Regions from separate parts of the Homo sapiens genome. Here regions 1, 2 and 4 are each linked to region 3. A link is a contact called in ENCODE Hi-C or POLR2A ChIA-PET data. All regions are on one chromosome and are shown on one strand. The core of a region is the stretch at or near the end of the contact, and the rest is flanking DNA. Distances in the headings are between cores, read along the strand shown.

Region 1 (5,375 bases), core at 2,495-4,994, 500 kb before region 3:
CAGGCTGGTCTCGAACTCCTGACCTCAGGTGATCCACCCACCTCCGCCTCCCAAAGTGCTGGGATTATAGGAGTGAGCCACCACTCCCGGCCACGACCGGCTAATTTTTGTAGTTTTAGTAGAGTTGGGGTTTCACCATGTTGGGCAGGCTGGTCTCGAACTCCTGATCGCAAGTGATCTGCCTCCCAAAGTACTGGGATTACAGGCATGAGCCTAGATAGATCTAAATTTGGTGCACAAAGGAATAGGGCACCACAGCATGATCTTGAGCAGGAAGTCCAAGAAGAGAGAGACAGCATCTTCTTGAAGCCCTGGGGTAGAATAAGATCAGATTGTACGTGAAAAACCAGTAGGCTTTTGGGGTGGGTGCGGTGGCTCACGCCTGTAATCCCAGCACTTTGAGAGGCTGAGGCAGGCAGATCGCTTGAACCCAGGAGTTCAGGACCAGCCTGACCAGTATGGTGAGACCTTGTCTCTACAAAATATACAAAAATTAGCCAGGCATGGTGGCACGTGCCTGTGGTCCCAGCAACTTGTGAGGCTGAGGTGGGAGGATCACTTGAGCCTGGGAAGCACAGGCTGAAAGGAGCTACATTTGTGCCACTGCACTCCAGCCTTAGCGACAGAGCCAGACTCTGTCTCAAAACATACAAACCAAAAAAACCAGTAGACTTTCAGAGGAATAGATGCCATTTTTTTCTTCCTTAATCCTCTGCCTTACAGCTAATTCTACAGCCACAAAAAGAAAAAAAAAAAAGAGAGAGAAGAAGGTGATTTGACAAGACAAAGGATTTAGAAAAGAAAGGCAGGTGTTAGTCATGTGGAAAAAAAAGGAAGTATTTGTGTTTACAAGAATCCCGACAGTATCTGAGAATGTAGAATGAAGAATATTTTCCATTTGTTAAAAAATCCAGGCTAAGCATGTGAAGTACTCAGGGTTACCCCTCTGACCTCATCTTGGGGTGTTTCAACCTACCATGGTTACCCCTGTTAGTTAACACCTTATCACAGAATCACAAAGGCCCACAGAGTGAAAGTGGTTACAATGAGCTCTCATGAAAAGTAGGAGTTAGGCTTGGCATGGTGGCTTACACCTGTAATGTCAGCACATTTGAGAGGTCAAGGTGGGTGGATCACTTGAGCCCCGGAGTTTGAGACCTGGACAACATGGCAAAACCCCGTCTCTACAAAAAATACAAAAATTAGCTGGGCATGGTAGCATGCACCTGTAGTCCCAGCCACTCAGGAAGCTAAGGTAAGAGGATGGCTTGAGCCTGGGAGGTTGAGGCTACAGTGAGCCAAGACAGAGCCACTGCACTCCAGCCTGGACAACAGAGCCAGACTCTGTCTCAAAAAAAAAAGAAAGAGAGAGAGGGAGGGAGGCAGAGAGGGAGAGAGAGAGAGACAGAGAGAAAGAGAGAGAGAGAAAGAAAGAAAAGAAAGAAAGAAAGAAAGAAAGACGGAAGGAAAGAAAGAAGGAGAAAAGTAGGAGTTAGTCATCCAGGCCAAGAGTATGAAGTTTGTCTTCAAAGAACTCCTGAATTTGTGGGGGAACTAGATATAGACGTTTGACGAACACGTTTTTATTTATTAGAGGTTATGAGACTAGCGAGTAGGGTGGAAGGAGGAAAGTGGCAGGAAAATCATACTGGAAAGGTAGGTTGGGAACCAACTGTGAAGGACCTTGTACGTCAATCCAAGGAATGTGACCTTCAACCTAGAGCAAGAGGTGACAAACTCAAAATCCCACAGAGACTAGGCTTGCCAATGAGGAAAGCCAACCAGGTGTAAGGCAATAGGGAGTGGTGGGGACTGTGGCAAACAGTAAAGCTCATTCTCTGTCTACAGGGGCTCATTCTCTGTCTCTACTCCATCTACTCTAAGCTCCAGCTGATTGTTTCCATGTGGGAGTGTCGGTCCAGTGTGGCCAGATCTTCCAGTGTTCTAAGAGACAACAGAAATCCAGGTTTTTATAGGACTGCACCAGGTTTTAAAAACATATCGGCCAAGCCAGGCTGGTTTTTAAACCAGATATGGTCCACAGGCCATCATTCTAGCCCCTTGGCAGATTGAAGGGAGCTAGTGAAGATTTTTAAGTGAAAAAAGGTATATGATAATATCTGTGCTTCAGAAAAATCAGATTATTGTGTAGAAGATGACTTACAGGAAATAGATGAGAGGAAGGGAAACCAGTTAGGAAACTGTTTCAACAGTTCAGGTGGGAAGTGACTGCGGTCTGTGCTAGGGCGAGGCAGGGGAGAATGTGGGTGGACAGATTTGGAGTCCAGCATCCAGTGGGAAGAATTTAGCTTCAGTGTGCATCTAGAAGACAGACACATTCTTTCAATGCACCCCCTCTTTTCCGCCCCATTTTTTTTTTTTGAGACAGAGTTTCTTTCTGTCACCCAGGCTGGAGTTCATTGGCACGATCTCGGCTCACTGCAACCTCCACCTCCCGGGTTCAAGTGATTCTCCTGCCTCAGCCTCCTGAGTAACTGGGATTACAGACACATGCCACAACACCTGACTGATTTTTGTATATTTTTAGTAGAGATGGGGTTTCACCATGTTGGCAAGGCTGGTCTTGTACTCCTGACCTCAAGTCATCCACCTGCCTCGGCCTCCCAAAGTGCTGGGATTATAGATGTGAGCCACCGCGACTGGCCTCCACCCCATTTTCTTCTTTCTTTCTTTTTTCTTTTTCTTTTTCTTGTTGTTTTGTTTGTTTGTTTGTTTGTTTGTTTTAGACGGAGTCTGGTTCTGTCACCCAGACTGGAGTGCAGTGGCGCAATCTTGGCTCCCTGCAAGCTCTGCCTCCCGGGTTCACGCCATTCTCCTGCCTCAGCCTCCCGAGTAGCTGGGACTACAGGCGCCCGCCACCACGCCTGGCTCATTTTTTTGTATTTTTAGTAGAGACGGGGTTTTACCGTGTTAGCCAGGATGGTCTCCATCTCCTGACCTGGTGATCCGCCCGCCTGGGCCTACCAAAGTGCTTGGATTACAAGCGTGAGCCACCGCGCCCGGCCTCCACCCCATTTTCTAAACTGGAAGCTGAAAGGCACAGGGCAGATTAATAATCCTTAAAGCCAAAGGACAGGAAATTTTAGCAAAGACTCCAATTTTTTGTGCAGTCTAATGTTACTCATGATTGCTTTAGAGATGGACTCCTTAATCAACTCCTCCAATCCTCTTCCGCCCCCAGGGGGCAGTTTTAATTGATGGGCTCAGCACATAATTGAAATTAAAAACGTACATCTCATGGTGTTTGGCTCATTCAACAGCCAATGGAAACTCAGGGCCAAATCTTTGTAAAAGTTCTAGGCTCTGCTTCCCAGCAGAGGGGGAAACCGGCTCCCAAAGAGGCCGTTTTGTGGAGACAGACATATGAGAAGTGGGCTTCAGATCTATTTCATGGTCTTGGTGGTTGTGCAACTGGCCACTTTGGTTCACGGAAGGATGTAAAGGGCAGGGAGGTGGGAATAGAGCGGGGGAAAGGTGACTCCCGTCAAAGAATTTTTCTAACATCCATCAAGTATCGTGATTAGAACTTTTCTCTCCGCAGACTCCTCCAATTTTTGAGCGCGGTATTTTTCGGCACAGGAAATGGCCCGGAGGAGCTGCAGAGCAAAGCCTCCCCTCTCTGGCACCGCATGGGAGTGCCCCGTGGGATGAGGGAGAGGACAAGGCAGTCAGGCAAAGGTTACGGGAGGAAAGCAAAGGCAGGAGCCCAGAACCACTCCAGGAAATGTTTGGATTTCTCCACCAGGAGGGAGGACAAACAAGCTTTCTTCTTGCCTTCTGGGCAGCTTTGTGTGCTCTCCAGCACGGAGTCCGAGGAGGAACAGCGAAGCTGAAAATGAAAATTACTCTGGCGCTGGACCCAATCGCTCCTCTACGGCATCAATCTCATCGGACCCCCCCACCCTACCGCCTCTCAGAAATGACCACTTTTGCAAAATTGCATGCATTTCCAAGCTTCATCCGGCTCCAGGCTTGGCCTCTCCCAGAGGCAGGCGGCTTGTGAGACGGGCTCCAGAGAAAGGACCTCCCTGGGTCTCTCATTTCCTGGCTGAAGTTTCTCTTCTCGCTGCTGTGGCAGCATCCAACCCACACACACAGGACCCGCATCCTGGGTGATGAAGTCAGACACGCAGCAGCTGGGTGAGTGCTAACGCTCAGATAAGCATCTGTGCCATTGTGGGGACTCCCTGGGCTGCTCTGCACCCGGACACTTGCTCTGTCCCCGCCATGTACAACGGGTCGTGCTGCCGCATCGAGGGGGACACCATCTCCCAGGTGATGCCGCCGCTGCTCATTGTGGCCTTTGTGCTGGGCGCACTAGGCAATGGGGTCGCCCTGTGTGGTTTCTGCTTCCACATGAAGACCTGGAAGCCCAGCACTGTTTACCTTTTCAATTTGGCCGTGGCTGATTTCCTCCTTATGATCTGCCTGCCTTTTCGGACAGACTATTACCTCAGACGTAGACACTGGGCTTTTGGGGACATTCCCTGCCGAGTGGGGCTCTTCACGTTGGCCATGAACAGGGCCGGGAGCATCGTGTTCCTTACGGTGGTGGCTGCGGACAGGTATTTCAAAGTGGTCCACCCCCACCACGCGGTGAACACTATCTCCACCCGGGTGGCGGCTGGCATCGTCTGCACCCTGTGGGCCCTGGTCATCCTGGGAACAGTGTATCTTTTGCTGGAGAACCATCTCTGCGTGCAAGAGACGGCCGTCTCCTGTGAGAGCTTCATCATGGAGTCGGCCAATGGCTGGCATGACATCATGTTCCAGCTGGAGTTCTTTATGCCCCTCGGCATCATCTTATTTTGCTCCTTCAAGATTGTTTGGAGCCTGAGGCGGAGGCAGCAGCTGGCCAGACAGGCTCGGATGAAGAAGGCGACCCGGTTCATCATGGTGGTGGCAATTGTGTTCATCACATGCTACCTGCCCAGCGTGTCTGCTAGACTCTATTTCCTCTGGACGGTGCCCTCGAGTGCCTGCGATCCCTCTGTCCATGGGGCCCTGCACATAACCCTCAGCTTCACCTACATGAACAGCATGCTGGATCCCCTGGTGTATTATTTTTCAAGCCCCTCCTTTCCCAAATTCTACAACAAGCTCAAAATCTGCAGTCTGAAACCCAAGCAGCCAGGACACTCAAAAACACAAAGGCCGGAAGAGATGCCAATTTCGAACCTCGGTCGCAGGAGTTGCATCAGTGTGGCAAATAGTTTCCAAAGCCAGTCTGATGGGCAATGGGATCCCCACATTGTTGAGTGGCACTGAACAAGCAGACCAACAACACTGAGGAAGATAGAGTGGTGACTTAGAATTAACTCGTGCTAAGGGGTCGGGGGCTTTGAAAATGCCAC
Region 2 (4,798 bases), core at 1,713-4,212, 310 kb after region 3:
TCTCCAGCCTTTTCCTCAGTTTCTTCCATGACAATCTTTTTGTCCTCCTTCCCCTCCTCCTCCCCTTCCTCCTCGCCCGTTTTCCTCTCCTCCTCCTGAGACTCTCTCCATGCTATTGTGTCATCTTTTGATTCCTGTTGTGGATCTTCTACTTCTTTATAATTTGGATTAGGTTCCTCCTCTTCTTTCATTTCTGTTTCTCCATTTTCTCCTGTTGCTTCTCGGGGAGCTTCTGCTGCATCTGACATTCTTCTCTGTAGAGTTTCCTCTAGAGAGATTTTGACCATAATAACCAGCTGGCCCTCAGCTTCCCATTTCCATCTCCTAGTGCACTAACCTACTGATGAAATGTGCATAAATGGCTCTGTTCCCTTTCCATAGGAATAAAAAGAATGTCATGTTTCTGACCAGGCACGGTGGCTCATGCCTGTAATCCCAGCACTATGGGAGGCCAATGCAGATGGATCACCTGAGGTCAGGAGTTTGAGACCAGCCTGGCCAACATGATGAAACCCCGTTTCTACTAAAAATACAAAAATTAGCTGGGTGTGGTGGCAGGCGCCTGTAATCCCAGCTACTTGGGAGGCTGAGGCAGGAGAATCGCTTGAACCTGGGAGGCAGAGGTTGCAGTGAGCCAAGATCATACCATTGCACTCCAGCCTGGGTAACAAGAGCAAAGTTCTGTCTCAAAAATAAAAACAAAAAAAGAATGTCATATTTCTGGCCAGGCACAGTGGCTCACGCCTGTAATCCCAACACTTTGGGAGGCTGAGGCGGGAGGATCAGTTGAGGTCAGGAGTTTGAGACCAGCCTGGCCAACATGGTGAAACCCCATCTCTACTAAAAATACAAAAAGTTGGCCGGGCGTGGTGGCTCACGCCTGTAATCCCAGCACTTTGGGAGGCTGACGCGGGTGGATCACGAGGTCAGGAGATCGAGACCATCCTGGCTAACACGGTGAAACCCCGTCTCTACTAAAAATACAAAAAATTAGCCGGGCTTGGCGGTGGGCGCCTGTAGTCCCAGCTACTCGGGAGGCTGAGGCAGGAGAATGGTGTGAACCCGGGAGGCGGAGCTTGCAGTGAGCCGAGATCGTGCCACTGCACTCCAGCCTGGGCAACACAGCGAGACTCCGTCTCAAAAAAAAAAAAAAAATACAAAAAGCCTGGTGTGGTGGTGGTGCCTGTAATCTGAGCTACTCAGAAGGCCGAGGCAGGAGAATAGCTTGAATCTGGGAGGCGGAGGTTGCAGCGAGCCAAGATCATGCCACTGCAGTCCAGCCTGGGCAACAGAGCGAGACCCTCTCTCAAAAAAAAAAAAAAAAAAAAAAAGTCACATTTGTGGGAAACCTTTTTTTTTTTTTTCTCTTGAGACAGAGTTTTGTTCTTGTTGCCCAGGCTGGAGTGCAGTGGCACGATCTTGGCTCACTGCAATTACTGCCTCCAGGGTTCAAGCTATTCTCCTGCCTCAGCCTCCCGAGCAGCTGGGATTACAGGCGTCTGCCACCACACCCAGCTAATTTTTGTATTTTTTCAATGGAGGCAGGGTTTCACCATTTTGGCCAGTCTGGTCTTAAACTCCTGACCTCAAGTGATCCGCCCGCCTTGGCTTCCCAAAGTGCTGGGATTACAGGCGTGAGCCATCACGCGCAGCTGGGAAATCTTAAAGTATATGTATTTGTGGCCCAGATCTTAAAAATACTGATCCAGGGCCTGTCAACTTTCTGGGAATAAACACCTTGTAGCCTTTTTACTCATTTAAAATATATTTATATTCCCACAGGCAGCAAAATGCATAACCCACATATTAGCAACAATTCTAGAAACAGGAATACGAGAAGAAGCAGGGTAGCCTAGTGGTTAAAAGCAAGGGCCTTGCTGTCAGCTTGTCCTAGCATTGAATCCCATTTCCACCACGTACTTGCTCTGTGACCTTGGGCAAGTCACTTTACCCCTCAGAGTCTGCATTTTCTCATGGGCAAAATGAAAAGAATAATCCTAAATTCTAGGGTTGTTGTAGAGAAGTGATAACATATATAAAATGCTCATCACAATTCTGGCACATACAGCTTGAAAAAATGGTAGCAGTTGTTATTATTTGAGAGAAAAGCAACCCTAATGTGCAAAGAAATGAACAGTTTGAAAGCCTTCTGGCATATTCTCCATTTATTCCTTACAACAAACAAGAGTTTGAACTAGGAAAACAATAAGGATGGATACTTTATCCCTAAAGAGTTGGACCCCGAACAAAAAAAATCCCTACATTTTCAGTGACATTAGAATAAGAGAACTCAACACTTTGAAAATAAAGTCCCAGAGAGTACAGAGTAGAAAAGGTATTTCTATTTCTTAATTTCTTTCTCAGCACTAAATGTATCAGCTCCTCAAATTCATCTCTGGTAAAAAAAAAATAATAATAATAATAATAAATAAATAATGAATGGATAAATGAGTTTGAGGCTCTGAGAGGTGAAGTGACTTATTCAAGATGACACCGCTAGTAAGAACGAGATTTCTCTGGCACTTAGTTTCTCCAGCTGAAAAATCACTGCTCTGAATCAAGTCTAGGGCTCTCACCACCGAGCCTCTTTTGACTGAGCCCAACTTCGCCGGCGCGTCTGGACAGCCGGGTTCGAGCCGCAGGGGTTTGGGGCAGGGGTGCCAGGTGCGTGGCTCTGCGAGGGGATTAAAGCCCAGGTGCGGCCTCTGCCTCCAACTCAGGTCTCCCTGGGGCCGCCCCAGGCCCCACAAGGGCCAGGTCGGGTGAGCGCCCCCCAAGGGGCACCAGACCCCGCCAGGTCGGGGGCCCCCTCGCCAGGGCCGCGTGGCCTCCGCCCCGGACTTACAGAGAGCACCCACCCCGGTCTTCAAAAGGCCAGAGTCGTCCCGCCGCCTGGACCCCTCAGCCACCTCCCGGGCCTCCTTCCAGCGGCCGCCACCTTCTCCACCAGCTCCCTAGTTCTGGTTGCCACCCAAGCTCCGTCCCCATGGCAACCGCCACCGCCGGAAGCGACAGGCCCTAAAGCGACAGGGCAGGGCGGTGGTCACGTGCCAGGAAACGGTGACGAGCGTGCCCGACGTGCCTCCTGCCGGTCGCTGGCGGCATAGACTTTCCTCGCTTTTCTGTCCTTCCTCCGCTCGCACGATCCCACCTTTTCACATGGTCCCGTCCCCTAAGAAGCTGCAGCGGCCAATACTGCCAATTTTTACTTTCCGCAACCTTGGCAAGATGGGGTGGAGAAGTATGAACTCGGATACAATGCTCTTTTCCAAAAGCAAACTGAATTTCCAGGTCTCATGGATGCAGCACACAACCGTCCTGCCTGCCTCCTCACCGGGCACCGCGTGTTGCAGACAATTCCAGCTGGCTGGGGGCAGATATGACACAGGGTGCACCAGCTTGCGGTTCTCAGCACAAAGCGTTTCCGCAAAACCGGTCTGGCTATATCTATTAGGATCATTCCACGTCAAAGTGGCTCTCCACTAACATCTCATGGAAGACGGCAACAGGTGGCCACACGGGTTTCCACTGGGACCCCTGCAGGAAACCAGCCAGAGCCACTGAGGCAGAAGGCTCTCTGCTGCTGTCATTTTAGGAGAATGTGAATAATTCTCCCCGCCCACACTGCCATGCCCCAGTGATGGTAAATTGATTAATATGCATACATCTTAAAATAAAAAAGAAAGGATAAACTGGGCAAGCTGTGTTTATTATAGTCTGAGACTTTATAAAAGAGACTGGAAAATACGTGGAATTAGAACATGCAATTTAAACAGCAAACATTGGTAAACACAGCATGTCTGTGGCTACCAGAGGGGAATACGTATGGCTGTCAGGTCAAATAGAGTTTGAGGGAATTCGCCCAATAGGAAGGCTTTGGAATTGAGTGTGAGAACCTGTGGCTGGAAGCACACAGCAATACCAATCCCATCAAGGCAAGCTGGTATCTGTATCCAACCACAGCAAAACCAGTCCCAAGGAACACAGGGCTTGCCTGGCAGAACTGCCAAAACAGAAAGCGGTGTGCAAGAACTGGGGAAATGAACACTGATACCATGGAGAGGAAAAAATAATTCAAAGTATTGGCAGGAATCCCTGAGAACCATTTTACCATCTTAAAAGAGACAAAAAATAAAAGGGAGGAAGAATAAGCATTTTCAAGAGGTCTGATCTACTCGTTCCTATCCATACCTCAGCGGTTTACAAAATAGCGCTGATCTCAGGGCATAGCCAGGAGGTTCAATTATAAAAAGTCAAACTAGCAGTGGGCTGGGCGCAGTGGCTCACGCCTGTGATCCCAGCACTTTAGGAGGCCAAGGCAGGAGGACTGCTTGAGCCCAGGAGTTCGAGACCAACCTGGTCAACACAGGGAGACCCTGTCTCTACAAAAAATAAATTAGCTATGCATGGTGGTGCACGCCTGTGGTCCCAGATACTTGGGCGGCTGAGGCAGTGCCCACAGCGTCAAGGCTTCAGTGAACCTTGATCACGACACTGCACTCCAGCCTGGGTGACAAAGCAAGACCTTGTCTCCAGAAAACAAAAACAAAAACACACAAAAACGGAGGGGTTCTTACTAGCGAAGTGAAAGGAGCTTGCTGCCCTCTGGTGGGTTCCTAAAGAGGAAGCTGACAGGACACCACGCTGGGCCACCTGGGAAGCCTCCAGGCTTTCCCTGTTCTCCAAAGGGAGCTACTATGGCCCTGACAGCCCAGCTGCTGAGGAAGCACAGTACTTAACCATTTCCGTATCCACAGCAGCAAGGCCTCAGTGCAAAGAAATATGTTGGTCAAAGCCT
Region 3 (4,956 bases), core at 1,298-3,797:
TAAGTTCCTCCGTTGCTGTAAAACACCCAAAATCAGGCGGTAACAAGGGGCCGCAAAGGCTAGAACACTTAACTGCCTGGAGACATCCATTTGAAGGATGTGAGGGTTAAAAGGGAACAGAATCAGGCCTATTTTTAATAGCCTGTCTGTTTCATCCATTATTTTGGTGTGGAGGAGGGTATAAATCTCAGCTGTACTCCGTTGCCACTAGGTAGGACACGGAAGATGACCAGTTCTCTGGGGGAGTAATTACTACTCACTGGCTTCCTGAGCAGCTTGATAATGTTCTGCTCCTGTTTTCAGCCTCACTGTGGCCAAGGCAATAATTTGATAATAAGAGATCCTGATTAAATTAAGGAGCCATTTGCTTCTGGATGATGATGTTGATAAAAGGGTTGATGTCCACACTGCCTGCTCTTTTCAAAGGTCAGAAAACAGTCTTGAACTAAAAACTACGGCAACGAGCAAAATAATCAGAAGCAGCATAGTTTATGCTTTCGTTTCCTTTGTTGTTGCATCTGGGAAAGTGTCTGTTCTTTGCAGAAATCCTCACTGGCTCCTTTTGCCTCACATTGTGAGGAGGTGAAATTGGAAGTGTCACATTGGGAAAGTATCTGTATAATGAGTCTGTAAGCTGCAAAACTCTTTGTAAATCGGAATCAAGCACTCAGGAGATCTCGGTCACTTAAGCTTGGTTCTCACACCCGTGCATGCTTGCACTTGCATGTTTTTTAAGACAACAGCTTTTGCTTTAGTAGTTGGGCGGTCGCAAGTGAACACTGTCCAGTGGTTCTTCTGGTGCCCAGACTCGGAGGAGATGGGACTGCTCTCAATGTGTTTGTTAGAAACGAAACTGTTCGCACTATAACCCCATAACCCCTTACAATGTTCAGAAAAAAACAAGAAGGGGCTTGAAATACCCACTAGTGTGCCGCCTGCTCAGCCCATCTGGGTCTGTGAAACCACATCTGAGCCCTGTGGGCTGTGGTGGCGACACAGGCAGAGGGCGGGCAGGGTTGCCAGCGCCCCGCCTGGGCTAGGAACGCCTGTGCGCAGCTCCCTGAGAGCTCGGGGACCACGCGGAGGTTGTAATTGGTCTCTAGACCACACCTAGTTGTTGAGTGCCGCTGCTTGAAAATCTCAGTTCTGCCGAGATCGCAGAATACACACAAGCTACCTTTGGGCACCAGAGCAGACAGAACCGCGGAGCTTCAGGGTGGAAGATTCGTGGAAACTTTGCCAAGTAAGTGAGGTGGGGAGAGAAGGAAGCCAGTGCCTGACACTGTGGGGAGTGGCTGGGCAAAGCAGCATTGGAGGTGTTGTAGGGTTCCTACTGTCTGATGAGCTGGTGTGGGGTTCTTACTGTCTGATGTCGTCTCTGGTGGAAGTTAGCAGGGCTGGGGCAGATGCACAGAGCACGGTGGCGGGGGTGAGCCCAGGATCGGATTGATGCCCACCCACCACCTGGCACCCTGCAGTCCCAGCTGGCCAGAAGGCAAGCATGCTGGACCACAAAGCAAAGATCCTCCAGCTCTGCTGCTGGCAAGCCTTGGGGCCAGGGGACTCACAGAAGAGCAGGTTTGGGCCTGTGCCTTCCTCCTGCCCAAATGGGTCTCTCTCCCCTTCCCCTTCCAGCCAGGGCCGCAGCTGGGGCTGCAGCTTGAGTGACGGGAAAAGAAAGGTTTACTCCACCAGCGCATTAGCGGCACTCACAGCATTAAAAATGCAGGAGGTGGTGGGAGGAGCGGGCCAGGGAGGAAAACTCATGCAGCTGCGGGGCGCGGGGAAGAGCCGGGCTTCTGCCTCCTCAGCCCGGATCAGAGCCGAAGAACGAGGGCAGTTTGGGTTGAGAAGGATTCTCCAGTGTAACCGAGAAGCGAGCGTCCAGGAGGCTGTTGGGGAGGTCGGCACTGTGGGCTTCCTGGCCTTCGTTTGCTGTTTCGAGGGCCAGGACCTCGTGTGTTCCCGTCCGCCCCTCTGGGACGGCGCCAGCCCGGCAGGCCGCCGACCGTCCTGGGGCTCCCGCGCAGCGCGATGCCGGCCTCGTCCACCGTCCACGTGCTGCAGCTGCTGCGGGAGCTGCTCGCCTTCGTGCTCCTCAGCTACACGGTGCTCATCGGGGCGCTGCTGCTGGCCGGCTGGACCACTTACTTCCTGGTGCTGAAGTGACAGCGCCGTCGCCGCGCCCGGCCCCGCCTCCCGCCCGGCCCCGCCTCCCGCCCGGCCCCGCCTCCCTAACTCACCAGGAAATTCCCTTCAAGCCCTGGCCCGAACTGAGTCCCCGCCCACCCGCCAGCGTCACGGCGCCCGACTCAGCTCCGCGCCGGACCCACCTCCGCGCCCTCAGGCCCTGCATATGCCCCGCCCCGCGCGGAAGTTCCGGCGGTTGGTTGCCTTGCGCGGCCGTTACAGCCTTTGCCCTAAGCCTCGCCCCCTTTCCCCCTGCCTGCCCAATCCCGACTGCTTCCTTGGGTGGGGGCGTGGCTATGGGGCGAGGCGCTCTCAGGTGGAGGCCGTGCCCCGCTCCGCGCTCACGAAGCTGCGTCACTTCCGGCGTGTGCGTCTGGCGTCCGCGCGCTGCACAATGGCGGCTCTGAAGAGTTGGCTGTCGCGCAGCGTAACTTCATTCTTCAGGTACCGCTGCGGCCGCGTAGAGGGGACAGGACCAGAGGGAGGGACCGACGCGGACAGCGCTGTGGCCCGGCCCACGGCGCCCGCCTTCCTTACGCGCTCATCTCTCGTCCGCCCAGCTGGGTCGCGGCGTCTCGCTCCGGTCGGGAGGACTGAGGACAGCCCCGCCTCCGCCCCCTGGGTCAAGCCCGGCTTCCTTTTCAGTTCGTCCATCTTCTAGAAACGAGTCCCCGAGACCCCGGGCTGCCTTCTTGGGGCTGCTCCGCCTCCTGACCAGCCCTCGTCAGCCACTCGAAGTCCCTGAGGAGACGTGGAGAGGAGGAGGGACACGGCATGGGGGGAGTCCGGGAAGGGAGACGAGCGTCTGAAGACGTCCTCCCGAGGGCAGAAGGGGCCGGGGGAGCTGGCGCAGGGCTCTCTACCTAGCGCTGCAGGCTCCTGGGCGATTGTAGCGGGACCGTCACACACAACTGGCACCCAGGCCAGGGGTCCAGAGCTAAATTCTGCCTGCAGGAGCGGTTATTGTGGCATCCGTTTCTAAAAAGTTTAAAGGCAACATTTTATTTTATTTTAATTTTTTTGAGACAAGATCTGCCTCTGTCGCCCAGGCTGGAGTGCAGTGGCGAGATCTCAGCTCACTGCAACCTGTGCCTCCCGGCTTCAAGCGATTCTCAGCCTCAGCCTCCCGAGTAGCTGGGATTGCAGGCGCCCGCCACCACGCCCGGCTAATTTTTTTTTTTCTTTTTGTTTTGTTTGAGACTCAGTCTCGCTCTGTTGCCCAGGCTGAAGTGCAGTGGGGCGCTCTCGGCTCACTGCAACCTCTGCCTCCCAGGTTCAAGCGATTCTCCTGCCTCAGCCTCCCGAGTAGCTGGGATTACAGGAGCGTGCCACCACTCCGGGCTAATTTTTGTGTTTTAAGTAGAGATGGGGTTTCACCATGTTGGTCAGGCAGATTTCGAATTCCTGACCTCAAGTGATCCACCCGCCTCGGCCTTTATTTACTTATTTTTTTTTAATAGACACGGGGTCATGTTGCCAGCCATGTTGCCCAGGCTGGTCGTGAACTCCTGGGCTCAAGTGATCCTCCCGCCTTGCCCTTGGCCTTCCAAGTGCTAGGATTACAGGCGTGAGCCACCAACACCCTGCCTGAGGCAACATTTTAAACTTGGTGTATGTTGAAAATTTCAAAACCCCTCAGCTGTCCTGCATCCTCATTTAGGTTCCTGCTTGGCTCGAGTTTGAGTTTACAGCCCCTGCAAGTAAATCCAAGAGCCTGTTACAGATTGGCGGTCGTGCCTTATGAAATCTGACTTCTACTTCCAGGTACAGACAGTGTTTGTGTGTTCCTGTTGTGGCTAACTTTAAGAAGCGGTGTTTCTCAGAATTGATAAGACCATGGCACAAAACTGTGACGATTGGCTTTGGAGTAACCCTGTGTGCGGTTCCTATTGCACAGGTACTGTCGTGTGCAGTGATTCTTATCTAGTGTACCGTGTCCTCTTGAAGTCTCAAGTGGGCGGTGAAGCATTAGACAAGCTACCATAGTTTTTCCCAGTGCTCCCATCCCTTCCCCCACAGTACCGGCATCTTTTCACAGTTGAGCAGATATATTAATATTCTCATTTTGATTATCTCATTTGGTAGGAACAGCACATCAAATTGTATAAAGCGAGTAGAGAGAAATAAGAGGATATTACAGTCTATCAACAAAGTAGTCTTTGATTCAACAGAAATTTATTGAGCAACTTTTATGTGCAAGACACTGAGAATGTAAGAATGAACAACAAAAAATTCTTGTTCTCACAAAAGCTTTGTGGAGATGAAAGAGGATAAAATATAAAATATCAGCTGGTGATAAATGGTGGGAAGAAAACAGGGCCGGGCACAGTGGCTGATGCCCAGGGCTTTGGGAGGCTGAGGTGGGAGGATGGCTTGAGCTCAGGAGTTTGAGACCAGCCTAGTCAACATAGGGAGACTCTGTCTCTACAAAACAGAAAAATTTAGCCGGGTGTGGTGGCTCACACTTCTAGTGGCAACTACTCAGGAGGCTGAGGCAGGAAGATCACTTGAGCCCAGGAGTTTGAGGCTGCAGTGAGCTATGATCTCACCACTGCTCTCCAGCCTGGGTGACAGGGCAAGACCTTTTCTCAAAAACAAAACAAAACAAATGAGGTAAGTGAATAGGCAATTCTGGGAGGGAGTTTTGTTTTAGATAAAGGTGGTCAAGCTACTCTGATAAGGCGAAGTAGAGATCTGAATGTTCTGAAAGAGCCATTATACTATCTGGTGCGGGGAGGAGCTTGCCAGGCAGAAGGAACTCAGAAG
Region 4 (4,814 bases), core at 1,139-3,638, 390 kb after region 3:
ATCTACCTTCAGTCTCTATAGATTTGCCTATTCTGGACATTTCATCAAAAGGAATCACAAAGTCCAGGCACGGTGGCTCATGCCTGTAATCCCAGCACTTTGGGAGGCTGAGGTGGGCGGATCATGAGGTCAGGAGTTCAAGACCAGCCTGGCCAACATGGTGAAACCCTGTCTCTACTAAAAATACAAAAATTAGCTGGGTGTGATAGCAGATGCCTGTAATCCCAGCTACTGGGGAGCCTGAGGCCGGAGAATTGCTTGAACCCAGGGAAGGGGAGGTTGCAGTGAGCCGAGATCGCGCCATTGCACTCCAGCCTGGGCGACAGAGTGAAACTCCATCTCGGAAAAAAAAAAAAAGGAATCACAAAATAGGCCTATTGTGAGCAGCTTCTTTCCCATAGCATGTGCTCAAGGTTCATCTGCGTGGGGTGTGTGTCAGTGCTTCGTTCCTTTTTGTGGCTGAAAAATATCCCATTGTATAGATAGACACACATTGTTTATCTATTCCTCGTTGATAGATATTTGGGTTGTTTCCACTTTTGGGGTGTTATACGTAATGCTACTGTGAACATCTATGTACAAGGCTCTGTGTGGACGTGTTTTCAATGCACTTTGGAATATATCTAGGAGTAGCTAGGTCACATGGTAATTCCATGTTCCCTTTTGTTTGTTTAGAGATGGAGTCTTGCTTTGTTTCCCAGGCTGGGGTGCAGTGGTGCGATCTTGGCCCATTGCAACCTCCAGCCTCCTGGGTTCAAGCAATTCTCCTGCCTCAGCCTCCCCAGTAGCTGGGATTATAGGCGCCCGCCACCACGCCCAGCTAATTTTTTTTTTTTTTTTTTTGAGACAGAGTCTTGCTCTGTTGCCCAGGCTGGAGAGCAGTGGCCGATCTTGGCTCACTGCAACCTCCACTTCCCGGGTTCAAGCGATTCTCCTGCCTCTGCCTCCTGAGTAGCTGGGATAACAGGCGTGTGCCACCATGCCCAGCCAATTTATTTTTATTTTTATTTTTAGTAGAGATGGGGTTTCACCATGTTGGCCAGGCTGGTCTCGAACTCCTGACCTCGGGTGATTCACTCACCTCAGCCTCCCAGAGTGCTGGGATTACAGGCGTGAGCCACCTTGCCCAGCCTAATTTTTGTATTTTTTTTTGTAGTGACTGGGTTTCCCCATGTTGGCCAGGCTGGTCTCGAACTGAGCTCAGGTGATCCACCTGCCTCGGCCTCCCAAAGTGAGCCACCATGCCTGGCCACCCCCTTTTTTTTTTTTAATCCGTATTTTAAGGAAGCAACACTATATGTTTAACTTTTTGAGAAGCTGCCAGACTGTTTTCCAAAGTGGTTGCACCATTTTACAGTCCCACCAGCAGTACATGAGGGTTCCGATTTCCACTGGAGGATTTTAAACAGGGGAATGACATGATCCGACTTTTAAAAGATCCCGCAGCAGGTCATGGTGGCTCACGCCTGTAATCCCAACACTTTGGGAGGTCGAGGTGGGTGGATCACCTGAGGTCAGGAGTTCGAGACCAGCCTGACCAATATCGTGAAACCCCGTCTTACTAAAAATACAAAAATTAGCCGGGCATGGTAGCCTGCGCCTGTAGTCCCAGCTACTCGGGAGGCTGAGACAGGAGAATCGCTTGAACCCGGAAGGCGGAGGTTTCAGTGAGCCAAGATTGCGCCACCGCACTCCAGCCTGGGTAACAGCGCAAGGCTCCGTCTCAAAAAAGAAAAAGAAAGTGTCCTGATAATGTCTGCGGGGAGGATGGATTGTAAGGATACAAGATTAGAAGCGGGCAGCAGTCTTGAATGGTGCCTTAGGAACTGTAGTAGGGGGATAGTAATAGGACAGTTTGGGGATATATTTGGAGGTGGCTGAACTGCCAGAAAAAGAGGTCATTTCCAGACTTTTGGGGTGCAGGAGCCCCTGTGGACTTTCCAAGGATCTCACCGTGCCAGCCTCCCCTAGCAGAGCCCCCTGTCTCCCGCCTAGGAGCTGAAAATCCTGGTGGACTACGACGAGAAAGGCTACCTCCTGCAGATCTTCACCAAACCGGTGCAGGACCGGCCCACGCTCTTCCTGGAAGTCATCCAGCGCCACAACCACCAGGTACTGCTTGTCCCCGGCAGGCCCGAGGGGACAGGCAGCTAGCACACTCGGTTTTCTGGGTCCTTGGCTCATCTCCTCTCTTTCCCGCCACAGGGTTTTGGAGCCGGCAACTTCAACTCACTGTTCAAGGCTTTCGAGGAGGAGCAGAACCTGCGGGGTAACCTCACCAACATGGAGACCAATGGGGTGGTGCCCGGCATGTAAGCCCCGCCCACCCCACGGAGGCCACAGCCACACAGCCACGCCCCCTGATTCTGGAACTCGCCCAACTTCCCTACTGGCTGCTCCCCTTGGGTCCCGCCCACCAGCGGACTCGGCCCCCAAGGCTCCGCCCACACTGACCACGCCCCTCGGCGGGGCCGCCCTCTGCTCCAGCCCTCCCGATTAAAGCGTGCCCCGGTCCAATACTGTGTCTGTGTTTGTGTTGCGCATAAGGCAGTAGTGCCTTATGGCAGCCAGGGGGAGGCCAGGGCGGCCGCCAGCGCCGCGGGACCGAGGAGCTGCGGGTGCCAGCGCTTTGCCAGCGGGACCACGCGGAGAGGGGAATTCTGGAACCAGGGAAGGAAGGGGACTTGCTCTGGAGGGAAAGACGGATGACACTGCTTTTGTAGAGAGATAAACGCGATTCAGACAATAAAGCAAGCGATGAGCCGGGCGTGGTGGCTCACACCTGTAATTTCAGCGCTTTGGGAGGCAGAGGTGGGAGGATCGCTTGAGGCCAGGAGTTCGAGCCCAGCCCGGTAACATAGCAAGACCCCGACCCCCCTGCGTCTACACAAATAACAAATAAAAATTAGCCTGGCGTAGTGGCGCACACCTGTGGTCCCAGCTACTCAGGAGGCTGAGGTGGGAGGATCGATTGATGGACAGAGGTCTAAGCTGCAGCGAGCCCTGATCCTGACACTGCACTCCAGCCTGGGCAAGAGTGAGACCCTGTCTCAAAAAAAAAAAAGGCAGTTGATGAGAATATGTGGAAGCGAAGATCGCAGGGGAGCTAATTTTGATAACGGAAGACCTCTCCGAGAAGGTGACATTTGGGAGCCAGCCATGGGACCATGCTCGGGAAAAGGATTCCAGGAAGAGCGAACGGAGAAAGGCCCTGAGGTGGGGTCAGAGTTTGGCAGCATCTTGTCTGCCGGCTTGATGATCTCTTTTTGTTGTTGTTGAGACGGAGTTTCGCTCTGTCCCCCAGGCTGGAGTGCAGTGGTGCGATCTCGGCTCACTGCAAGCTCCGCCTCCCGGGTTCACGCCATTCTCCTGCCTCAGCCTCCCGAGTAGCTGGGACTACAGGCGCCCGCCACCACGCCCGGCTAATTTTTTGTATTTTTAGCAGAGACGGAGTTTCACCTTGTTAGCCAGGATGGTCTCGGCCTCCCAAAGTGCTGGGATTACAGGCGTGAGCCACCGCGCCCGGCCGATGATCTCTAAAGATGAGCTGTCTTCAGTTTTGCTACCCAGAGCCCAAACCTCTGAACACAGGAGAGGGGAGAGTGTTAGACAAGGGACTCTAGGGGCAGCATCCCTGCTCATCAACTGTAGGATATGGTCCCTTGGTTCCTGGTCTCAGAGATAAAGCAGGTAGGAGGGGCCTGGTATCCCAGTCCCTGCCCTCAGCAGGGCAGTGCCCATGACCACCCACGCAGCTGCACTGCCCCAGCCTTGCCCGCAGTGAGGACTTCTTTTGGAAAGGGGCTTGTTCATACTCATAGAAGAGTGAGTGATCCTTGCAAAAGAATGAGGCAGCTGGGTCCTAAAACCCTAGGAAGGAGATTCTTTCTTCAAAACCAGGTAAGAGTTGGTGGTGGGCAAATTTGGCCTCTTTTTTTTTTCTTTTTCTCTCTTTTTTTTTTTTTTTTAGACAGAGTCTCACTCCATTGCTCAGGCTGGAGTGCAGTGGTGTGCTCTTGGCTTACTGCAACCTCCACCTTCTGAGCTCAGGTGATCCTCCTACCTCAGCCTCCCAAGTAGCTGGGACTATAGGCATGTGCCACCACGCCCAGCTAATTTTGTTTTTATTTTTCATGGAGATGGGATCTCACTATGTTGGCCAGTCTCGAATTCCTGGTCTCAGGTGATCCGCCCACCTCAGCCTTCCAAAGTGCTGGAATTATAGGAATGAGCCACTGTCTCTGGCCTCTTTCTGCTTCTAATGCTTGAGAACCCTCCGTGAGGATAAGTCAACTCAGAGCTAGGAGGCAGCAGAGCTCAATAGAAGAAAAAAATACTCTGAGTTGGTATAATGGTGGGAATTGGGGATTTTTTTCAGATTATAGAAGAAATCAGAGCTTCTGGGATCACGAACTTCAGAAATAAAGAGATCAGAGAGAACCCAAAGGATTCCGTGCAAAAAAAATACTCCCCCTCTATTCTCCTGTGACTTAATGTGAAGAAGGGAAATTGTATAACCCAGAAGGATGCAAACTAGTGGCTTACAGACCAAATGTGGCTCATAGACCTACTTCGTTTTGCCTGCATGGTTTCAAACAAATTTGAGTCAACATTTTAGAAAGTTGGGCACATATGGCCAGGTGCGGTAGCTCATGCCTGTAATCCCAGCACTTTGGGAGGCTGAGGCAGGTGGATCACTTGAGGTCAGGAGTTAGAGACCAGCCTGCCCAACAGGGTGAAACCTCGCCTCTACTAAAAATACAAAAATTAGCCGGGAATGGAGGAGGGTGCCTGTAATCCCAGCTACTCGGGAG

What was found. Hi-C counts contacts between places; a loop is a spot of excess contacts on that map. ChIA-PET counts read pairs that join two places held with the same protein, here RNA polymerase II (POLR2A). Pooled maps may share reads with other maps.
Region 1: a pooled map shows a loop between it and region 3 (2.0-fold over the local background). The contact joins the promoter of HCAR1 here to the promoter of DIABLO in region 3. A Hi-C loop is called at or near these places in 4 of 50 pooled maps. POLR2A ChIA-PET finds 5 or more read pairs at or near these places in 2 of 52 experiments (GM12878 and HEK293).
Region 2: a map of naive thymus-derived CD4-positive, alpha-beta T cell shows a loop between it and region 3 (10-fold over the local background). The contact joins the promoter of CFAP251 here to the promoter of DIABLO in region 3. A Hi-C loop is called at or near these places in 2 of 168 maps with a recorded cell type or tissue (both naive thymus-derived CD4-positive, alpha-beta T cell), 2 of 37 single-sample maps with no recorded cell type and 10 of 50 pooled maps. POLR2A ChIA-PET finds 5 or more read pairs at or near these places in 2 of 52 experiments (K562 and naive thymus-derived CD4-positive, alpha-beta T cell).
Region 4: a loop to region 3 is called in a map of naive thymus-derived CD4-positive, alpha-beta T cell, with 21 times the contacts of the local background. The contact joins the enhancer-like site here to the promoter of DIABLO in region 3. A Hi-C loop is called at or near these places in 3 of 168 maps with a recorded cell type or tissue (CD4-positive, alpha-beta memory T cell and naive thymus-derived CD4-positive, alpha-beta T cell), 8 of 37 single-sample maps with no recorded cell type and 15 of 50 pooled maps. POLR2A ChIA-PET finds 5 or more read pairs at or near these places in 3 of 52 experiments (PC-3, activated CD8-positive, alpha-beta T cell and activated CD8-positive, alpha-beta memory T cell).

Annotation. Positions count from the first base shown.
Region 1 is chr12:122,729,213-122,734,587 of GRCh38, reverse strand. It overlaps HCAR1 (hydroxycarboxylic acid receptor 1), which reads left to right and starts at 3,744. Exons shown (of 1, transcript NM_032554.4): 1 at 3,744-5,375. The coding sequence starts at 4,249. The coding sequence ends at 5,289. RefSeq lists enhancers at 1-470, 4,315-4,982.
Region 2 is chr12:121,916,756-121,921,553 of GRCh38, reverse strand. It overlaps CFAP251 (cilia and flagella associated protein 251), which reads right to left and starts at 2,962. Exons shown (of 22, transcript NM_144668.6): 1 at 2,859-2,962; 2 at 1-268. The coding sequence starts at 248. PSMD9 (proteasome 26S subunit, non-ATPase 9) reads right to left here. Exons shown (of 6, transcript NM_002813.7): 6 at 3,257-4,798. RefSeq lists a silencer at 2,684-2,833.
Region 3 is chr12:122,223,643-122,228,598 of GRCh38, reverse strand. DIABLO (diablo IAP-binding mitochondrial protein) reads left to right here and starts at 2,547. Exons shown (of 6, transcript NM_001371333.1): 1 at 2,547-2,634; 2 at 3,955-4,087. The coding sequence starts at 2,585. It overlaps LOC128125816, which reads left to right and starts at 2,035. Exons shown (of 1, transcript NM_001414998.1): 1 at 2,035-2,169. The coding sequence starts at 2,035. The coding sequence ends at 2,169. LOC101593348 (a long non-coding RNA gene) reads right to left here and starts at 2,157. Exons shown (of 1, transcript NR_103497.1): 1 at 1-2,157. RefSeq lists enhancers at 570-1,401, 1,402-2,233, 2,183-2,477, 2,531-2,770, 2,781-2,830 and 1 more and a silencer at 2,101-2,240.
Region 4 is chr12:121,837,230-121,842,043 of GRCh38, reverse strand. HPD (4-hydroxyphenylpyruvate dioxygenase) reads left to right here. Exons shown (of 14, transcript NM_002150.3): 13 at 1,996-2,112; 14 at 2,206-2,517. The coding sequence ends at 2,316. Among named protein-coding and RNA genes, the nearest start is that of TIALD, 17 kb to the left of the region's middle. RefSeq lists enhancers at 1,185-1,854, 2,526-3,196 and a silencer at 2,364-2,563. Within about 2 kb of position 2,388, at least 16 of the 41 ENCODE cell types and tissues checked have a DNase peak (open chromatin) inside an H3K27ac peak, as active enhancers do.